2 separate regions of the Homo sapiens genome follow, and region 1 is linked to region 2. The links are chromatin loops, found by intact Hi-C in ENCODE. Cell type or tissue: K562. All regions are shown on one strand. Links, peaks and the distances in the headings refer to the core of each region. The heading gives the core; the rest is flanking DNA. Region 1 overlaps LINC00265 (long intergenic non-protein coding RNA 265). Region 2 has its middle 13 kb from the start of YAE1.

The links. Peaks named below come from ENCODE experiments on the same cell type or tissue, not always from the same donor. Only the 100,000 strongest peaks of a DNase experiment are listed, where the experiment ranks them.
Region 1: a loop joins it to region 2, with 10 times the contacts of the local background. A loop is called at or near these places in 4 of 110 quality-filtered maps.

What each region holds. Positions count from the first base shown.
Region 1 is chr7:39,785,941-39,795,959 of GRCh38, reverse strand. LINC00265 (long intergenic non-protein coding RNA 265) reads right to left here. Exons shown (of 12, transcript NR_026999.1): 9 at 7,356-7,478; 10 at 6,416-6,606; 11 at 4,309-4,366; 12 at 1,337-4,216. Among named protein-coding and RNA genes, the nearest start is that of LINC00265, 57 kb to the right of the region's middle. In K562, for the core only: a CTCF peak has its summit at 3,853 (motif pointing right); no DNase peak of the experiment used is centred there.
Region 2 is chr7:39,574,832-39,584,850 of GRCh38, reverse strand. It overlaps a transcript of YAE1 not described here. Among named protein-coding and RNA genes, the nearest start is that of YAE1, 13 kb to the right of the region's middle. RefSeq lists enhancers at 4,404-4,453, 4,474-4,553 and a silencer at 9,894-10,019. In K562, for the core only: a CTCF peak has its summit at 4,254 (motif pointing left); a DNase peak (open chromatin) is centred at 4,230.

The DNA of each region.
Region 1 (10,019 bases), core at 836-8,835, 210 kb before region 2:
CATGGATCTTCCACTGCAGGTGAAACAGATGCTGGTGGTGGGTCCAGGGCTGCTGGGAGCCGCTGCCTGGGTCCCAGAGGCTGGACTGGGGCAGGTGCCAACTGAAGCTGCTGGGGCAGTATGGGCAGGATGTTCTGCACACAAACCTTGAAGAAGAAGATGTGTGCATAGCGGGTCCACTGCTGCTGCCCCTGCCCTGACTCCCAGCCCTGCCTGACCCCACCTCACCCTGCTCAGGCTCTGGCGCAACCCTGGCTGCCCTGCCACTGCCTCTGCCCCAGAGTTGGGGCCTCGACAGCCTGGCTGGAAGGGGCACCCCAGCCCTGCCTCAACACCTGGGTCCCTCCATAACTACCACAGGCAGGTGGGCCACCCCAAAGAAGATCCTAGGACTCACAGTACCCCCTGAGAACATGGACATTATGTGGGGGTAGCAATGGAGGGCAGGATGGTTATCTTCTCCCGGGTAAAGCCATTTAATCCTTTCAGTTTGGGACGGAATAAAGCCTGCTTCTCTTTTTTTTTTTTTTTTTTTTGAGACAGAGTCTTGCTCTGTCACCCAGGCTGGAGTGCAGTGGTGCGATCTTGGCTCACTGCAACCTCTTCCTGCTGGGTTCACGCCATTCTCCTGCCTCAGCCTTCTGGGTAGCTGGGATTACAGGTGCACGCTAACATGTCCAGCTAATTTTTGTATTTTTAGTACAGACGGGGCTTCATCATCTTGGCCAGGCTGATTTCGATCTCCTGACATCGTGATCCGCCTGCCTCCACCTCCCAAAGTGCTGGGATTACAGGCATGAGCCACCACGCCTGGCCAAGGCCTGCTCCTCTTGTATATACCCCCTACCCCTGCTGCTGTGCAGGGGGAAAGCTTGGCAGTTTCCCTCCTCTGAGCCCCTGTACATACCATGAAGTGTGGGACCTTCAGAGCTTTTCACTTTTCGGAAAATAGCTCCTGCTGGGGCTACAAGATGGAGTGTGAAGAGGGCCTTGGGCCACAGGGAGGCGCCTGTGGAATAGGGGGAGTTCATGCACCCCTTCTTTCCCCAGAGGGGCTGGACTCAGGTGAGTATGGGGGTGGGGGCTCCTGCACTTCGACACAGGCAGTGGGAGGGTTTTCTCCCCATTCCCTCTGCACTCCCAACTTAAGCTGTACTTTTTAAGAAAGTGATTCACCCTGCCTTTGCCCCCTTCCCCAGAACAGAACACGTTGATCATGGGCGATATTTTTCATTGTGCCAAAAAGTTGCCATGACCGTCATTAAACCTGTTTAACACCAAATAATAAGGAAAATAAAATAAAAAATTCGGGCTTGGTGCAGAAACTCACTCCAAATAAATTACCTACCAAAATATTTATATAATGGTGGAAATATTCCAAAATTCCATAATTTGGGATTTATACACAAAAGATAAAAAAATTAGAGGCCAAGAGGCTGCCGGAAGGGAAAAACGGGGCCTGGAAAGGCCGTTGTGAGGAATGAGCTGGGCCTAAAGAGGCCACTGGCAGGCAGGAGCTGGGCCTGCCGAAGTGGCCGAAAGGCAGGAGCTTTGGACTGGGGAGGGTGCAGTGAGGCGAGAGCTAGCTGGGCGTGGAGAGTCCGCTGTGAGGCCGAGGCCGGGCCCATGCAGACCTTCGAGAGGCAGGAGGCCGGGCCTGCAAAGGCCGACTGGAGGTCAAGTTCTGGGCCTGAAGAGGCCACCAAAAGTCAAAAGCGGGGCCTGGGAAGACCGCCGAGAGCCATGAGCTGGGCTGGGCCGAAAGAGGCCACTGAGGCAGGAGGAGCTGGGCCTGGAGAGGCTGACTCGAGGAAGTTTTGCACCTGGAGAGGCCGCCGAGAGGACGGAGCTGGGCCCGGGGAGGCCGACTTGCAGCTCTTCCAGGCCCATTTCCAGGCCGACTTGAGGACGACTTAGGCCTGCAGAGGCCGCCGGGAGGCTGGAGCTGGGCCTGGAGAGGCCGACTTCAGGACGATTTGGGCCTGCAGAGGCTGCCGGGAGGCCCAAGCTGGGCCTAGAGGAGCCCACCGACCGGAGGCCGTTTGGGGCCTGGAGACGCTGTCGGAGGGCAGGAGCTGAGCCTGGAGAGGCCACCGTGAGGCCTGAGCTGGGCCTGGGGAGCTTGGCTTCAGGAAGTTGTGGGCCTACCAGGGCCGCTGGAAGCTGCGGGGGAGCTGAGTCCAAAGACCTTGTTGGGAGGCCGGAGTTGGGCCTGGAGACGCAGCCGGGAGGAAGAGCTGGGCCCGGAGAGGACGCCGGGAGGCTGCAAGTGGGTCTGGAGAGGCCAACTTGAGGAGGCCCAGCCTCTGCCTCCCGCATGGCGGCCTCTGCAGGCCCAGCTGTTCCTCCTGGCTGCATCTCCCGGCCCAGCTCCTGCCTCCCAGCAAGCAAGCTCTTTCGGCTCAGCTCTCGCCGGCGTTTGTAGACCCCAAAGTTTCTGCAGCCAAGCTCTTCAGGCCCACATCCTGCCTCCCAGTGGCCTGTACAGTCCCAGCTCTGGCTGGAGAAGAGCGTCTGCAGGCCCTGCTGTTGCCTCCCAGGGGCGTCTCCAGGCCAAGCTCTTGCCCCACCGCGGCCTCCCGGGGCCAAGTCCCTGTCCGCCTTCCGGCAGCCCGCGTGCGGCCCTGCTCCTCCCTCACGGTGGCCTGTTGAGGCAGGGGCTCACGCTGACCTCTGTCAGCGTGGGAGGAGCCGGTGTGAGGCAGGGGCTCACGCCTCTGGGCAGGGTGCCAGAGGCATGAGTTGGGCATCAACAGGCCACCGTGAGGGAGGAGCTGGGCTGCATGCGGGATGCCGGGAGGCAGGCAGGGACTTGGCCCCGGGAGGCCGCTGTGGGGGCGAGAGCTGGGCCTGGAGAGGCCCCTGGGAGGCAAGAGCGGGGCCTGCAGAGGCTGTTCTCCAGCCAGAGCTGGGCCTGTACAGGCCACCGGGAGGCAGGAGGTGGGCCCGAAGAGCTTGGCTGGAGAAAGTTCGGGGCCTACAAAGGCGGTTGGGAGCTGGGCAGGAGCTAAGCCAAAAAAGCTTGCTTACTTGCTGGGAGGCAGGGCCGGGAGAGGCCGACTTCAGGACGACTTGGGCCTGCAGAGGTCGCCGGGAGGCCCAAGCTGGGCGTGGAGGAGCCCACTGGCCGGAGACCATTTGGGGCCTGGAGACACCATCGGAGGGCAGGAGCTGATCCTGGAGAGGCCACCGTGAGGCCTGACCTGGGCCTGGGGAGCTTGGCTTGAGGAAGCTGTGGGCCGACCAAGGCCGCCAGGAGATGGGCAGGCACTGAGTCCAAAGAGGTTGTTGGGAGGCAGGAGTCGGGCCTGGAGACGCAGCCGGGAGGAAGAGCTGGGCCTGGAGAGGACGCCCGGAGGGTGCAAGTGGGTCTGGAGAGGCCAACTTGAGGAGGTTCTGGGCCCGGAGAGGCCGCCGGAAGGGAAAAACGGGGCCTGGAAAGGCCGTTGTGAGGAATGAGCCCCATGGGCCTGAAGAGGCACTGGCAGGCGGGAGCTGGGCCTGCCGAAGCGGCCGAGAGGCAGGAGCTTTGGACTGGGGAGGCCGCAGTGAGGCGAGAGCTAGCTGGGCGTGGAGAGTCTGCTGTGAGGCAGAGGCTGGGCCTGTGCAGGCTTCGGGAGGCAGGAGGCCGGGCCTTGTCGAGGCCTGCAGAGGCCGCCAAAAGTCAAAAGCGGGGCCTGGGAAGGCCGCCCAGAGGCATGAGCTGGGCTGGGCCGAAAGAGGCACTGGGAGGCAGGAGGAGCTGGGCCTGGAGAGGCTGACTCGAGGAACTTTTGCACCCGGAGAGGCCGCCGAGAGGCTGGAGCTGGGCCTGGGGAGGCCAACTTGAGGACGACTTGGGCCTGCAGAGGGCGCCGGGAGGCAGGAGCTGGCCCTGGACAGGCCGACTTGATGACAGTCTGGGCCTGCAGAGGCCGCCGGGAGGAAGAGCTGGGCCTGGAGAGGCTGCCAAGAAGCATGAGCTGGGCCTGGTGACGTCGACTTGAGAAAGTTCAGGGCCTAGAGAGAAGGCTGGGAGGCAGGAGCTGGGTCTAAAGAGGCCATTGTAACGATGGAGCTGTGCCTGTGGAGGCTGTTGTGAGGCAGTAGCCTCATCTGCGGAGACTGCCGTGAGGTAGGGTATGGGCCTAAATAGGCCATTGTGAGTCATGAGCTTGGTCTGTGGAGGCCGACTGGAGAAAGTTCTGGGCCTGGAGAGGCTGCCGGGAGGTAGGAGCTGGGCCAAAAGATTTAAGCAGATTACATTTATTAGGCACTTTATTTCCATTAGTACACTGTAATATATAATAAAATAATTATAGAACTCACCATAATGTAGAATCAGTGGGCGTGTTAAGCTCGTTTTCCTGCAACTGGATGGTCCCACCTGAGCGTGATGGGAGAAAGTGACAGATCAATAGGTATTAGAGTCTCATAAGGACAGCGCAACCTAGATCCCTCACATGCACGGTTCACAACAGGGTGCGTTCTCCTATGAGAATCTAATGCTACTGCTGATGTGAGAAGGTGGAGCTCAGGCGGGAATGTGAGCAAAGGGGAGTGGTTGTAAATACAGACGAAGCTTCCCTCACTCCCTCACTCGACACACTCACCTCCTGCTGTGTGGCTCCTTACGGCTCCATGGCTCAGGGGTTGGGGACCCCTGCTCAAGAGCATCCAAAACGACCCTTCCCACACCAGTCTTCATAGTGGTCAAGTGCAGCAACCACTTAGCTCCCAAGGCATGTGCCTCAGCTGGCATGTCATCACAATCAACAGTAAGTGGTAGCTTGAGTCATTGTGAGGTCACTTCCTGGAAATCACCAGCATCCCATTTCCCACTGGCAAAGAGCTCAGCACTGCCCCCTGGGAAACCAAACCTATGCCCAAATCCCATCTGTGTGGGTTTATCTCCTGGGACCCTTCCTAACATATTAGTCAGAGTCCAATCAGGAAGCATAAACCACTCAAAAGTTTAAAGTGGTAAAATTTAATACAGAGAATTATTCATTATAACAGGTGAGCAGCATAATGAGAGATTGGCTAGCACAAAGTAAAGAGAACTCTAGAGAATATAGGACTAGCCCAGGCCAGGCATGGTGGCTCATGCCTGAAATTCCAGCAATTTGAGAAGCTAATGCAGGAGGATTGCTTAAGGCCAGGAGCTAGAGACCGGTCTGGACAACACAGTGAGACCCTGTCTCTATCCAAAAAAAGAAAAAAATTAGCTGGGAGTGATGGTGCACACTTGTAGTCCCAGCTACTCGGAATGCTAAAGTTTGAGCCTGGGAGGTCAAGGCTGCAGTCAGGCATGATTATGCCACTACAGTCCAGCCTGGTGACAGAGCAAGACCCTGTCTCAAAGAACAAAACAACAACAACCATTTACAGACAGAAAAGAAATAGAGCTAATAAGCTAAGGAAAGATGTTGAAATGTGACAAGCAAAGTAATATGAGGTCTTTTATCTATTTAAAATAATCAAACAAAAAATGACTTAATTATAATACCCTGTGCTGGCAAAGGTGCAGTGAAATGGGCACTTTCTTATACTATGAGGGGTGTTTAAATTGTGTATAAGCCTTCCAGGGTAAAGCTTGTCAATTTTTTAAAATAATAGAGACAGGGTCTCACCATACTGCCATACTGCCTCCTCAAACTCTTGGCCTCAAGCAATCCTCCTGTCTTAGCCTCCCAAAGTGCTAAGATTATAGCTGGGAGGCACCCAAAACCTTGTCAATTTACATCAAGGGTAATGACAATGTCCATTCGCCATGACTCACAGTAATCTTACTTCTGGGGAGACAATTCAGTCTAAACAAAAGGTCATCTGTACAAACACAGTAAAAATCTGGGAGTAACTGAAGACAGAGTTGGTAAGTGAAATAAGAAAGTTATAAGAAATTAAACTATGGTATCAATAGGCACCTGGTAAAAGGTCAGTTGATGTTAGCTGCTACTTTTTTGTTGTTTTGAGACAGGGTCTCACTCTGTCACCCAGGCTGGAATGCAGAGGCCTGATCATGACTCACTGCAGTCTCAGCCTCCCTGGGCTCAAGTGATCCTCCCAGCTCAGCCTCCCAAGTAGCTGGGACTACAGGAACATGCCACCACACTAGGCTAATTCATATATTTTTCTGTAGGGATGGTGACTCCCTTTGTTTCCAAGGCCTATCGCAAACTCTTGGCCTCAAGCCATCCTCCTGCCTCAGCCTCCCAAAGTGTTGCGATTACCAGTGTGAGCCACCACACCTGACCAGCTGCTACTTTTATCAATATTATTATTATTCCACTCAATTAAAAATTATTATTTTCAAGGCTACGCAACAGTATGTATCCTACAGCGTAATTGTAAAAACATATACAGTCCTCCCTCAGTATACAGAATTAGTTCCAGCCCCCCATCTCTGCATATACCAAAATCCATGCTTACTCACGTTTCGCTGTCACCCCTCTGGAATCCACGTATAGGAAAATTCCAAATATTAGTTGGGCATAGTGGCAAGCGCCTGTAGTCTCAGCCACGTGGGAGGTTGAGATGGGAGGATCGCTTCAGCCTGGAAGGTTGAGGCTGCAGTCAGCTGTGATAGCACTACTACACTCCAGCCTTGGACAACAGAGGGAGACCCTGTCTCAGAAAAAAAAAAATAAATAAATAAAACAGGTTAGAAATTGTAATGAGGTCTGTTGGGCAAAATTCCATATAAGCAAAGTATAAATTAATAAAGCAAATGGTGATAAATTAGTACAATTGACTTTCTGGAGTTTCTGACAATAAAAGTAAGGAAAATGCAAAACACAAAGACAGAGAGTAAAAAGAGAAATTAGGAAAGCATTCTACATGTTTAATAGGAAGACACTGGCCATGTTCGTGCAGCAGCAGTATGTCATGATATGACATACCTTGGAGAGAAGTTAACAGATGAGGAAGTTGATAAAAATGATCAGAGAAGCAAAATACTGGTAGCGACACTCAAGTAAACCACGAAATTTCCATAACTTATGTCAGCAAAGTGGGAATATTGTACAGTGTGTGTTGAAGTTCCTATACAACATTGTTTATCTGCCTTTTGTTTGTTTGTAAGGAATGTATATACTAAAAGTTCTTCTTGCTGTCAAAAGAATATGTGTGAATAAGTCATTTTAACTTATTCTGTTTTTCTCTTATCTTCCTGCCATCATCCCACAGCCTTACTTTAGAAATTTTTTTTTTAGAAAATTGAACAAGTGCTCCTTGTGGTGGCACATACCTCTAGGATGGGAGGCAGGGGTGGAAGGGTCACTTGAGGCCATGAGTTTGACACCAGCCTGGCCAACAAAGTGAGACCCCATGTCTACAAAACAATTTAAAAATTAGCCAAGTATCGTCATGTATACCTACAGTCCCAGCTACTCAGGAGGCTCAGGTAGGAGGATCCTTAGCCCAGGAGTTCAAGGCTGCAGTGAGCTGTGATAGCACTACTGTACTCAAGCCTGGGCGACAGGGTGAGACCCCATCTCCTAAAATAAAAAACAAAGAAAAAAAATAGTTCAAGTAGCAAGTTGTATGTGGCTTACTCTGAATATTTCTAAACTAGAAATTCTCAATCTTTTGGGGTCTAACATCCCTTTACATTTTTTAACTTTATTGAAGATCTCTAAGACTATTTCTTTCTGTAAATAATTATATTAAAACTAGAAAATAAGACAAAAATTTTTAAATATTACTCATCACATATTAATAAAGCCATTACATGTTAATATAATAGAAGATTTTAAAAATATTTAATATTCTTTATATATTAATAATAAAACCATTACATGTTGATATAATACTTTTTTTTTCTTTGATACAAAGTCTTGTTCTTTTGCCCAGGCTGGAGTGAAGTGGCGCAATCTCAGCTCATTGCAACCTCCGCCCCGCAGAGGTTCAAGCGATTTTCCTACCTCAGCCTCCCAAGTAGCTGGGATTACAGGCACCCACTACCATATCTGGCTAATTATTGTATTTTCTTAGTAGAGAAGGAGTTTTCTTAGTAGAGAAGGCTGGTCTTGAACTCTTGACCTCAGGTGATCCACCCGCCTGGGTCTCCCTAAGTGCTGGGATTACAGGTGTGAGCCACTGCGCCCACCCCGATTAATATATGTTTTAAAACACTGATTAGTCAGGCAACAACACCGAGCAGGGGTCTCCTCATTCCCAGCGACGCAAACCCCACTGCACGGCTGAGCGATTGCAAGGGCTGCAGAGCCAAAAGGCTCTGACTTGAGATTTCATTATTTTACTTGTATGTTTATTTGTATTTGAGACAGGTCCTGCTCTGTCACCCAGACTGGAGTGCAGCTGTGCACTTACAGCTCACTGCAGCCTCGACCACCTGGGCTCAAGCCATCTTCCTGCCTCAGCTCCCCAGTAGCTGGTAGTACAGCTGAGTGCCACCATGCCTGGTTATTTTTTTAATTTTTTTGTAGAGTGAGGGGTCTTGCTATGTTGCCCAAGCTGGCCTCAAACTCCTGACCTCAAGAGATCTGCCCACTTCAGCCTCCTGAGTAGCTGAAACTACAAGTACACATCACCATGCCTAGCTACATTTATTTAATTTTGAAAAATATTTTTGTAAAGAGCAGATCTTGCTGTGTTGTCCAGGCTGGTCTTGAACACTTGCCCTTAAAAGATACTCCCACCTCTGCTTACCAAACAGCTGGGACTACAGGCATGAGCCACTGCAATGAGCCTGAAGAGATTTCTTTAATCTAGCATCCCATACTTGGTAGGATTGGGAAAGGCAGTAGTGTTTTTTAAAATTACTTAATAATTTTAGTAACAATCAAACTCAACCTTGACCCCTGCCTTCTCTCACACCCCATATCCAGTCTGTCAGGAAATCCTGTTGACTGTCTTCGACATGTACTAAAGATCCCCACCCAGTAACTCCCTGGCCTCCTCCCCTACTTCTCCCCTCTGACCATCTCTCAACACCACCATGGCCCTGGTCAGGATCACCATCATCTCCCGCCTGGATGTTGCCAAAGCTTGGCCCCCATGCTTCTACCCACATCTTCCCACAGTCTTTCTCAACTCAGCAGCCAGAGAATGCTTTTAAATCGGGAGACAGATCATGTCGCCTCTCTGCTCAGAACCTTCCCGCAGTTCCCATCTGAGTCAGAGTAAAAGCCAAAGCCCCAGCAATAACCTCCCAGGGCTTATGTGATCTGTACTGATCCCCACCCAGCAACTCCCTGGCCCCCTCCCCTAATTCTCTCCCTCTCTCCGTCTGCTCCATGGGCCTCCTTCCAGAGCCTCAGACACACCTCAGACATTTTATTCTATTGTTTCTGCCTATGATCCTCTTCCCTCAGCACCTTGGCCAGCTCCTTCCCCTCCTTCAAGTCTTTACTCAATTTTCACTTAGGAGGCCACCCCTGACCATTCTATTTAACATTGCCATCTGTCCCCATGCCCACCATGCTCATTTCTTCTTTCTTTACTTTCTTCTTTCTTTTCTTCAAGATCTCACTGTCACGAAGGCTGGAGTGCAGTGGCGCAATCACAGCTCACTGCAACCTCAAATTTCCAGGCTCAAGTGATCCTCCCACCTCAGCCTCCCAAGTAGCTGGGACTCCAGATTCATGCCATCATGCCTGGCTAAATTTTTTGTATTTTATTTTATTTTATTTTATTTTATTTTATTTTATTTTGAGACAGAGTTTCACTCTTCTTGCCCAGGCTGTAGTGTAATGGTGCGATCCCGGCTCACTGCAACCTCCACCTCCCAGATTCAAGTGATTCTCCTGCCTCAGCCTTCCAAGTAGCTGGGATTACAGGTGCGTGCCACCACGCCCAGCTAATTTTTGTATTTTTAGTAGAGCCGGGGTTTTGCAATGTTGGCCAGGCTGGTCTCGAACTCCTGACCTCAGGTAATCTGCCCGCTTCGGCCTCCCAAAGTGCTGGAATTACAGGCGTGAGCCACCACGCCTGGCCAATTTTTTCATTTTTTGTAGAGACAAGGTCTTACTATATTGCCCAGACTGGTCTTGAACTCCTGGCCTCAAGTGATCCTC
Region 2 (10,019 bases), core at 919-8,918:
GATGGGGTCTTACTTTGTTGCCCATGCTGGTCTCAAACTCCTGGCATCAAACGATCCTCCCAACCCGGCCTCCCATAGTGCTGGGATTACTGGCCAGAGTCACCATGCCTGACCATACTACATGCTTTTTACAAATGATAGCAGTGTTCCTGTCCAGCCCACTGCCACTGGACCATCCCTGTATAAAAGTCCTCAATAAACTCTACATCTCGTTTGCTGGCACCAGGTCTCTTCTTTGGCCTCTTGGACACAGTGCCATCCCCACAGGAGTCAATCGGGGTCAGCACAATAGGCCCTAATTGTTTTATAATATAGAAAGGCAATAAATTAGGATAAGGGAAAAAATACTGTGTTTACATTTAAAATATAGTTAATTACAGGCTTTGATACTTATAAACAGATTTTTCATTTATATGAACATCTCCTGGGGCATTTGAAAGTCATGAAGGATGCAGGGCAATTCTTTTTTGTGCACTATTGACCTGGACATTGCAGGACATACAGCATCTCCTCCCCATAACTATTGCTAGTAGTACCCCCTTTCCATCACTCTGGCGAACAAACAAAAAATATGCCCTGAGAGTTTCCAAAAACTTTCTTATTGATCACCCCCACTTTAAAGTATAATTTTATATGAACTTTGCAAATGTTTAAAAGGTTTTCTTATTTTTCCTCCTTCCTTAGTTTTCTTTTAAAATAATAATGGGGTGGGGGGTGGTGAGGAGAAATCATGCTAATTACCTTTAGTTCTGCCAGAGGGAAGCTTGGCTGTGTCTGAGTCATGGCAGAGTTTCATGATAGCGGTTGTGTAAAGACAGTTAAACCTCTTGCAGCTTATTCAAATTCTTACAATTTATTCAAATTGCAGGTATGATGTTCAGGAGAAAATACAATAATAATAGCTAATGTCTAGTGAGTTGTGAACATGTAGCAGGCAGTGTCCTAAGTGCTCCATATATGCAGATTCTTTACAATAACCCTAGGAGGTAGGTCTGACAGATGAAGAAACAGGCACAGGAAAGTGAACTGACCTGTAAACGATGAAGCTGTGCTTCAAAGCAATCACCAAACAAGGGCTTTACATACATAATTGCACGTAATCCCCACAGAAACAATGATGTCACTACCATTACCTCCATTTTATAGATCTTACACATTTGGAAAGTAGGAGGCTCAGATCTCCTGGGAAATACATGGCTTATAGGCACACTGTTATTAACATGTACAAAATAATGGCAAAGAAGGCCAAAGTTATTGCCACAATCAAATCAATGTGGAGAACCAAATAAATTCTGTAAATATCATATTCTCTTTCAAATCTATGTTAAGTTAAAGATCAGTCACTTCTCATAGAATTTTCTGAGGTCCTGCCTGAGTATCTTATTGGATATTGTGGAGAAGTGACTTATGAGTATGATTTTGATTTTCCCCTGGAGTTAATGAAAAATAACTCAATTGGGCTAAGAGTTACCCCTGTTTTGTAAACTGGTCTTTCTCTTTTAAAACAGAAGCAATATTGTGACAAATGCAATAAAGAACTTTATTTTGTTAAGAGCAGGCACTCCCAGAGTTTTATCTGCAAAATATACATTTTTGTATAATATGTCCACATGTATACATTTTATGACTTTCACTTAAAAATATAACATATTCCTTGTTTCTATAGTTCTCATAATGATAACTTTTAATGGGTGCATAACATTTCTTTGAGTGGATGTTATAATAATTTACTCAATTTTTAAAATTGTTGATCATTTGGGTTATTCTAATTTTTCTCTACTCTAGATTGAATGCAGCAACCAATAGCTTTGCGCTGCAAGTTTTTAAAATCACCTTTATAATTCCTTTAACTAAATTCCTAGAAGTGGGATTTTTACGTAAATGTATATAAATGGCTTTGATTTGATACATCTTCTGCTATACCAAATGGAAAGCTATACCGATCTTTGGCATCTTTCTCTGTCAGCTTCTCCATTCATTCTTTCTATCAGCTGAACACCATCTGTCAATGGCAACTTACTTTGCCTGACTTTCTCAAGTTGTCCCTGGTTACTTCCTTGGAGACAAAGCAACCTGTGATGAGGTCAGAAGTATCATGTTCACACTAAAGAGGCAAGGTCTCTGATGAGTAGCTGAGTGAAATCCCATCTCTGACCTCAGTGCTTCTGCTACCTTTCATGAAGGCCATCCTTTGTTCCAGCACACTGACAGAAATAAAAAACGCTCTCTAAGCTGACAAATGGGGTGGGTCATAAGTGAACATTGTGACAGATTTCAGACATCATACAGACCTCATATTGGCCTATAAGATAAAAATCACAGACTAATAATATATCGTTTGGCAGCTTGAATGACAAAACAATGTGATTTTAAATGAAAATACTTTTAATTGGCTTCTACAAATGAATTAAATGAGTTTTCCTTCTACATTCAATTCTATTGCAGTCATTTCTAAACAGCTGATAGGTTAAAATTATATGGTTAGTTAAAATAACTATTTTTAACTAATTTTTTTTTTGGCTGGGCATGGTGGCTCATGCCTAGAATTCAAGCACTTTGGGAGGCCGAGGGAGGAGGATCACTTGAGCCCAGGAGTTCTAGACTAGCCCAGGCAACACAGTGAGGCCCTATCTCAACAATGACAACAACAAAAATGACAACAACAAAATTAGCCCGGCATGGTATAGTCCTATCAATAGTCTGATCTTTCCAGAAAGAATATCACCAAAGTACTAATCAGAACTACCTACAGACACAGTTCTCAGAAGCTGGTGTAGTGCCTGTAGTCCCAGCTACTTGGGAGGCTGAGGCAGGAGGATTGCTTGAGCCCAGGAGATTGAGGCTGCCATAAGCTGTAATTGTACCACTGCACTCCAACCTTAGTGACAGAGTGAGACTCCATCTCTTAAAAAAAAAATTAACTTTTACTTTTTAAAAAGCTATTTTTATGGTTATTTTCTTGTTTTTTATTTTTTTTTTGAGACTGGGTCTCACTCTGTTACCCAGGCTGAAGTGCAGTGGCAGGATCACGGCTCACTGCAGCCTTGAACTCCTGGGCTTAAGCCATCCTTCTGCCTCAGCCTTCCCAAGTAGTTGGGACCATAGGTGTGCACTACCATGCCCGGTTGATTTTGTATTTTTTGTAGAGATGCGGTCTCCCTATGTTTCCCAGGCTGGTCTTGAACTCTTGGGTTCAAGTGATCCACCTGTCTCAGCTTCCCAAAGTGCTGGGATTATAGGCATGAGCCACCGTGCCAGGGTGGTTAGTTGTTAATAATAATTTGCTGTTCCATGGTGTAATTTTTAATTACAGGTTAGAGAGTTTTTGGTTATTTCAGAATCTGATTTTGGAAGAAAGGTGTTTTGCAATGCCTCCAAATAAGAAAAAGAAGATATTTTATTTTCAGGTTATTTACATTATACCCCAATTTCAGTCATTTTGCTTTATTGGCAAAAGCTATCATTATACTATTGTCAAATCTCTCATATTTCATTATTACAAGCAATTTGACAACTCATTTGTTTTGTGTTTAAAAATCTATCTAGAACCATATATTTCTTTTATAAATAACAAAGCCATGTTACATAGATAACGATGACTATGTCATTAATAAGGAAACAGGCTTAACTATTCTAGAGTTGTATTTGATGAGAGGAAAACCTAGTTGGTTGTCGATTTGTTGACTAAAAAGAGAAGAGTTGTGATATATTTGAGTAGGTTAACAAAGTTGTTGTCTCTCCCTATGTTTACATCCTGAAAAGTTGTGTTTGTGTGTGTGAGAGAAAAAGAGAGAGTGAGATCAAGAGATGAACTGCAAGTGTTGTTTGAAACAGTTTAGGTGCAGTCCTGCTTGGCAAGTAGAGATGCTTCCTGCAGGTGAGGTTAGAATTTTACATTGCTTCTGATTGAAGGCTGCATGCTTTGGGTTCTAGGTGTTTACTTTTAGGCCTCAGAGCTTTGGAAAAAAGGTGCTTTTTTCTTTTGAACAGGTTTTCTTATGATCAGTTATTTTGATTTAGAAAAATTCTCAGCCTAGAATTTAAACAAGAACAGGAGGATCCTAATTTCTTATTTGTCGACATACCCCAAAAGCCCTCCTCATCCACCCAACTTCACAAATGGCTCAATCTGTCTGGTATAGCTTTAGGGATAATCACTAGCTTCTTGTACTTGTGACCATGAGGTCTAAGCAAAGGGCACATTACCAAGGAATGAAACACGTGCTAACTTATCAGGGTGCACGAGCACCACCTAGTGGCCTTGAACTAACTCAACAGCTTCTTCGAAAGAAAGAGGATCCAAAGGTCCAAGGCCTCTCTCAGTGGTGAGTTGCATACACATGCATGAAAGCACCAGGATTCAACTTCCGCAGAACTCAATCTGTAGGTAGTTCTGATTAGTACTTTGATCTTCTTTTTGGAAAGAGCAGACTATTTATAGGGCAAGAAAACGGAGTGTTACACACTGAGGACTCTTGGCTCTTTTTGGCAGATCTGCAGCAGTATGCACATATGTGAGTGGTGAGCTAACACCCTTCCTTTCAGTTGAATAGGAATATGTAAAAGCTAGACACATCATCACAAAATGAGTGACATAAACTATCTTCCCGTTTGGAGGATAGAAAGTCTAAGAAGTCCGAGGAGAATTTAGTTTCTCCTTTAGTATATGTGCTAAACCACTTTCTACATAATATTCTCCCCTCGAGTAGGCAGGGACCATCTCTTTTTCTACATGTATAGCAAACAAATCTGGTAAATTTTTTGTTCCTTATAACTGTTGGTTATTATGCTTTTTTTGTTTTTTTAGACACAGGGTCTCACTCTGTTGCCTAGGCTAGAGTGCAGTGGTGCGATCACAGCTCACTGCAGCCTCAAGCTCCTGGGCTCAGGTGATCCTCCCACTTCAGCTTCCCAGGAGGCTGGGACTACAGGTTGCATGCCACCATGCCTGGCTATTATTATTTTGGTAGTGACAGGCTTTTGCCATGTTGCCCAGGCTGGTGTGGTCTCAAACTCCTGGGCTCAAGTGATCCTTCCAACTCAGCCTCCCAAAGTGCTGCGATTGTAGGTGTGAGCTATAGACACGTAGCTCGGCTATTACATACATTTTTAAAATAAAAATAATACTTGCTGACTGGGGAAGACTTGAAAAATGCAGAAAAGCAGGATTTTTTTTTTTTTTTGAGACAGAGTCTCACTCTGTTGTCCAGGCTGGAGTGCAGTGGCGTGATCTCAGCTCACTGCACCCCCACCTCCTGGGTTCAAGCGATTCTCCTGCCTCAGCCTCCTGAGTAGCTGGGATTACAGGTGCCTGCCATCACACAAGACTAATTTTTGTATTTTTAGTAGAGATGGGTTTTTGCCATGTTGGCCAGGCTGGTCTCGAACTCCTGACCTCAAGTGACCTGTCCACCTCGGCCTCTCATAGAAAAATAGAAATTAACAGCAAAGTAAACACATAGCTCACAGTCCCCCTACTAAACACAGTCACTGCTACCATGTTATTATTTAGTAAGCATCCACCCTGAGTACACACTCTGGAACCAGGCTTGCCTTGGTTTAAATCTCAAGTGGGCCATTTAGTAGCTACAAACTGGACACATTACTTAGCCTTCTTGGTGCCTCGATTTCCTAATCTCTAAGATGGGCATAAAAGCAGCTCTGCAGGAGAGGGCTATTATGAGGATTAAAGAAATTAATATATGTAAAGCTTTTAGAATATAGTGCCTACATATAGTAAACACTGCCTGCGTTAACCATTACTTCCCCTCTCTTTTTCCTCCAGCTCCTTACTGTTATTAGAACTATGCACCAGGGATCCTGCTAGAAACTAACATCTTGGTTTGTTTTCACCTAGTTTTTGCCTTTGTGTAGTTTCTTTCTGCACTTTCTTAGTAGCGGAAACTATACTAAAACATAATTTTGTATTTTTTAAAGTTTTGCTATATTGTAATATTAACTTATTCATTGTAAAATTTGTAATGACTGGTAAATGCTATTATATTAACGTAACTGTTTAGCCTGGTGTATGACGATGTAGTCTCCGGAATTGGTGGATTCTTGGTCTCACTGACTTCAAGAATGAAGCTGCAGACCCTCGCGGTGAGTGTTACAGTTCTTAAAGGTGGTGTGTCCGGAGGTTGTTCCTTCTGATATTCAGACGTGTTCGGAGTTTCTTTCTTCTGGCGGGTTCATGGTCTCACTGGCTTCAGGAGTGAAGCTACAGACCTTCGCGGTGAGTGTTGCAGCTCATAAGGCAGCGCGTCTGGAGTTGTTCATTCTTCCAATGGGTTCGTGGTCTCGCTGGCCTCAGGAGCGAAGCTGCAGCCCGTTGCAGTGAGTGTTACAGCTCACAAAGACAACACAAACCCAAACAGTGAACAGCAGAAAGATTTATTGCAAACAGCAAAAGAACAAAGCTTCCACAACATGGAACTAGACCCTTGGGCAGCCTGCAACTAGACCCTTGGGCAGCCTGCTTTTATTCCCTTATCTGGCCCCACCCACATCTTGCTGATTGGTCCATTTTACAGAGAGCTGATCGGTCTGTTTTACAGACAGCTTATTGGTCCGTTTTGACAGAGTGCTGATTGGTGTATTTACAATCCCTTAGCTAGACATAAAGGTTCTCCAACTCCCTACCAGATTAGCTAGACACAGAGCGCTGCTTGAACTAGACACAGAGTGCTGATTGGTGCATTTACAATCCTCCAGCTAGACATAGAAGTTCTCCAAGTCCCCACCAGATTAGCTAGACACAGAGCACTGATTGGTGTATTCACAAACCTCGAGCTAGACACCAAGTGCTGACTGGTGTATTCACAATCCCTTAGCTAGACATAAAGGTTCTCCAAGTCCCCACCAGATTAGCTAGACACAGAGCACTGATTGGTGTGTTTACAAACCTCGAGCTAGACACAGAGTGCTGACTGGTGTATTCACAATCCCTTAGCTAGACATAAAGGTTCTCCAAGTCCCAACTAGACTCACGAGCCCAGCTGGCTTCACCTCGTGGATCCTGCACTGGGCCGCAGGCGGAGCTGCCTCCCAGTCCCGCACCGTGCACCCGCACTCCTCAGCCCTTGGGCAGTCCATGGGACCGGGCGCAGCAGAGCAGGGGGTGGTGCTCGTTGGGGAGGCTTGGGCTGCGCAGGAGCCCACAGTGGGGGTGAGGCTAGGGCATGACAGGCTGCAGGTTCTGAGCCGTGCCCACCGGGGAGGCAGCTGAGGCCTGGCGAGAATTTGAGCGCAGTGCCGGCAGGCTGGCACTGCTGGGGGACCTGGTGCACCCTCTGCAGCTGCTGGCCCGGGTGCTAAACCCCTCCCTCCCTGCTGGCCGGCCACTCCAAGTGCAGGGCCTGCCAAGCCCACCTCCCACCAGAAGCTCACGCTGGCTCGCCACTCTCACTCCACACCTCCCTGGGAGGGGAGGGAGCCGGTTCCGGCCTCGGCCAGCCCAGAGAGGGGCTCCCACAGCGCAGCAGCGGGCTGAAGGGCTCCTCAAGCGCAGCCAGAGTGGGTGCTGAGGCCAAGGAGGCACCTAGAGTGAGAGAGGGCTGCCAGCACTTCGTCACCTCTCAATGACACAGTTTGGATATGTGGATTTTTATTAACATGCAAAATGAAGATAAACATTTTTTAGAAAGGCAAACATAAGGCAGGTGTGGTGGCTCACGTCTGTAATCCCAGCACTTTGGGAGGCCAAGGCGGGTGGATCACCTGAGGTCAGGAGTTTGAGACCAGCCTGGCCAACATGATGAAACCCCATCTCTACTAAAAATACAAAAAATTAGCTGGGTGTGGTGGCAGGCCCCTGTAATCCCAGCTACTTAGGAGGCTGAAGCAGGAGAATCACTTGAACCCAGGAGGTGGAGGTTGTAGTGAGCCGAGATTGCGCCATTGCACTCCAGCTTGGGCAACAGGAGTAAAACTCCATCTCAAAAAAGAAAAGCTAACATAAAGATTTACAAAAGAATGTAACACGATGTATTTTGGAATCCTGTTCTCCTGTTCTGGTTATATTTCCATGTTGGCTAGTAGATTCATTTTTTTTTTCTCTCATCAAGCACCACCTATGCATCTATGTACAGGGTGTGATGCTGAATGCTGGGACTATAACACTAAATAAGGGATTTTCCTGGAGAAACGTGAAGAGACACTCAAAGTGATGCAGGGGAAACATTGGGAAGAGCAATCACCTCTGCCTGATGAAGCTGAAATTTAAGCTGGTATTGGAGGGTGACAGGAATTTGCTGGGAAAGGACGTGGAATAAAGTATTCTAGGCAGAAGAGTCAGCAATGAGTAAAAATCTAAGTTGGGAATAAGCCTAGTGTGTCCATAAAGCATTGTAGTAATGCCTGTAAAGAAGTGTAGTGTGCATGGTGAATGGAAAGAGGCAGGTGGGAAAAGAAGACTGACAACACTCTTTTGGGCCCAACACTTCAACAGGTTTGGGCCAAGACCTGAAAAACAAAAACAGAAACAAAAGGGAATAAATCTAGGTTTTAAGTCAGGGAAGTAAACTGTTTTGGAAAGATAATATTGGTAAGAGACAGAATGGACAGGAAGACAGCTAGATTGTAGGTACTGACATTAGTGATGAGGCTGGTACATAAATTAATTAAAATCTGGGTGATTAGAATGAAAGGAGGCCAGACTCAAACTGTTTGAAAGATGTAAAGCAACTCAGTTAGAAGTAGGGTATGATGGCACAGGAAGGGCAGAGGAAGACTTAATGTTTCCAGCTATGGATGAACAGGGATGACATTAATAGGTGAGATCATCTGGTCAGAATATAAAAACAAAGAGGTCCAACAGTGAAACTCTGGGGAATCCCTACATCTAAGCAGCAGTCAGAGTCGGGGAGAGTTAGCAAAATGATAGGGAATAGTAATGAGCGGACAAGAAAAAGTGCTGTTGGAGAAGGCAAGGAGAAGGGATTGTATAAGCAGTGAATTGTTCATGTCCAATGATGGAGAGGAGACAAATGATAGGACTGAAAACAAGTCAGTGATGGACAGTTGTGTGACTGGCTATCAGTGACTTTAGCAAAAAGTAGTTTAAAGGTGGAGAGTGCATGAGAAATTAAGAATTTGAGACAGTGATGGCAGACTCGTGCTCCAGCATGTTTGTTCAGAAAAGGCATTACGTAGGGGCAAAATCAAGAAAGGCAACTGTTGCGGTAAAGTATCTTCATGACAGAGATTTGAGAATTTCTGTAGAACAAGAAGCCTGATTGGTGAATCACTCTCTATACACACACACACACTCACTCTCTCTCTCTCTCTCTCTCTCTCTCTCTCTCTCTCTCTCCTGTATCTTAGACTGGAAACTTAGTTCTAAGAACTAAGCTCTAACCTTAGTTGGAAGAGGGTAGAATCACAACTTAGACTGGGCTGAAGGCTTTTATTTTGGTTTCCCACAAAGCAGTTAATAAGTAGTGTAAAGGATATATATTAGGTAAGGACGCAGGTATATGCATTCAGCTGCCCACTCCCTTTACATATCACAACATTTTTGGTGGCCTCAGCAGTTCTAGTAACTAAAATGTCAGAAAAGTGTGGTTCTGTGGGCTTCCTTATCACCCTTTTTAAAAACCTCAGATATATTAGCACCCAGAAGTAACTTATTTTAGATGAAATTTGTTTCTAAGGAAGCCACACCACTCAGTCTAATGTCTGGGTTCTGGGCCTTGAAACTCTGGCTGTGCCAGCTCTGGGGCAATCTTGCTTTACCATTTTTCATTTATGCTCATGCAGGGTATTCTCATGGGAAGACCTGGCAGACCTACAACATGTGAGGCAAGGCAAGAGACCCAAGGCCAGTAAGCTCTTTCCCTTCATTCTTGGTTCTAGTACAGAGGCTCATGTTCATGGAACACAGGTAGAATCAGCATGCCATTAACATTCCTCTGCAGTCCAGGAACTTCTGTATTTCATGTTTTTAGAGACAGGGTATTGCTCTGTTACTCAGGCTGAAGTAGAGTGGGGTGATCTTATCTCACTGCAGCCTCAACCTT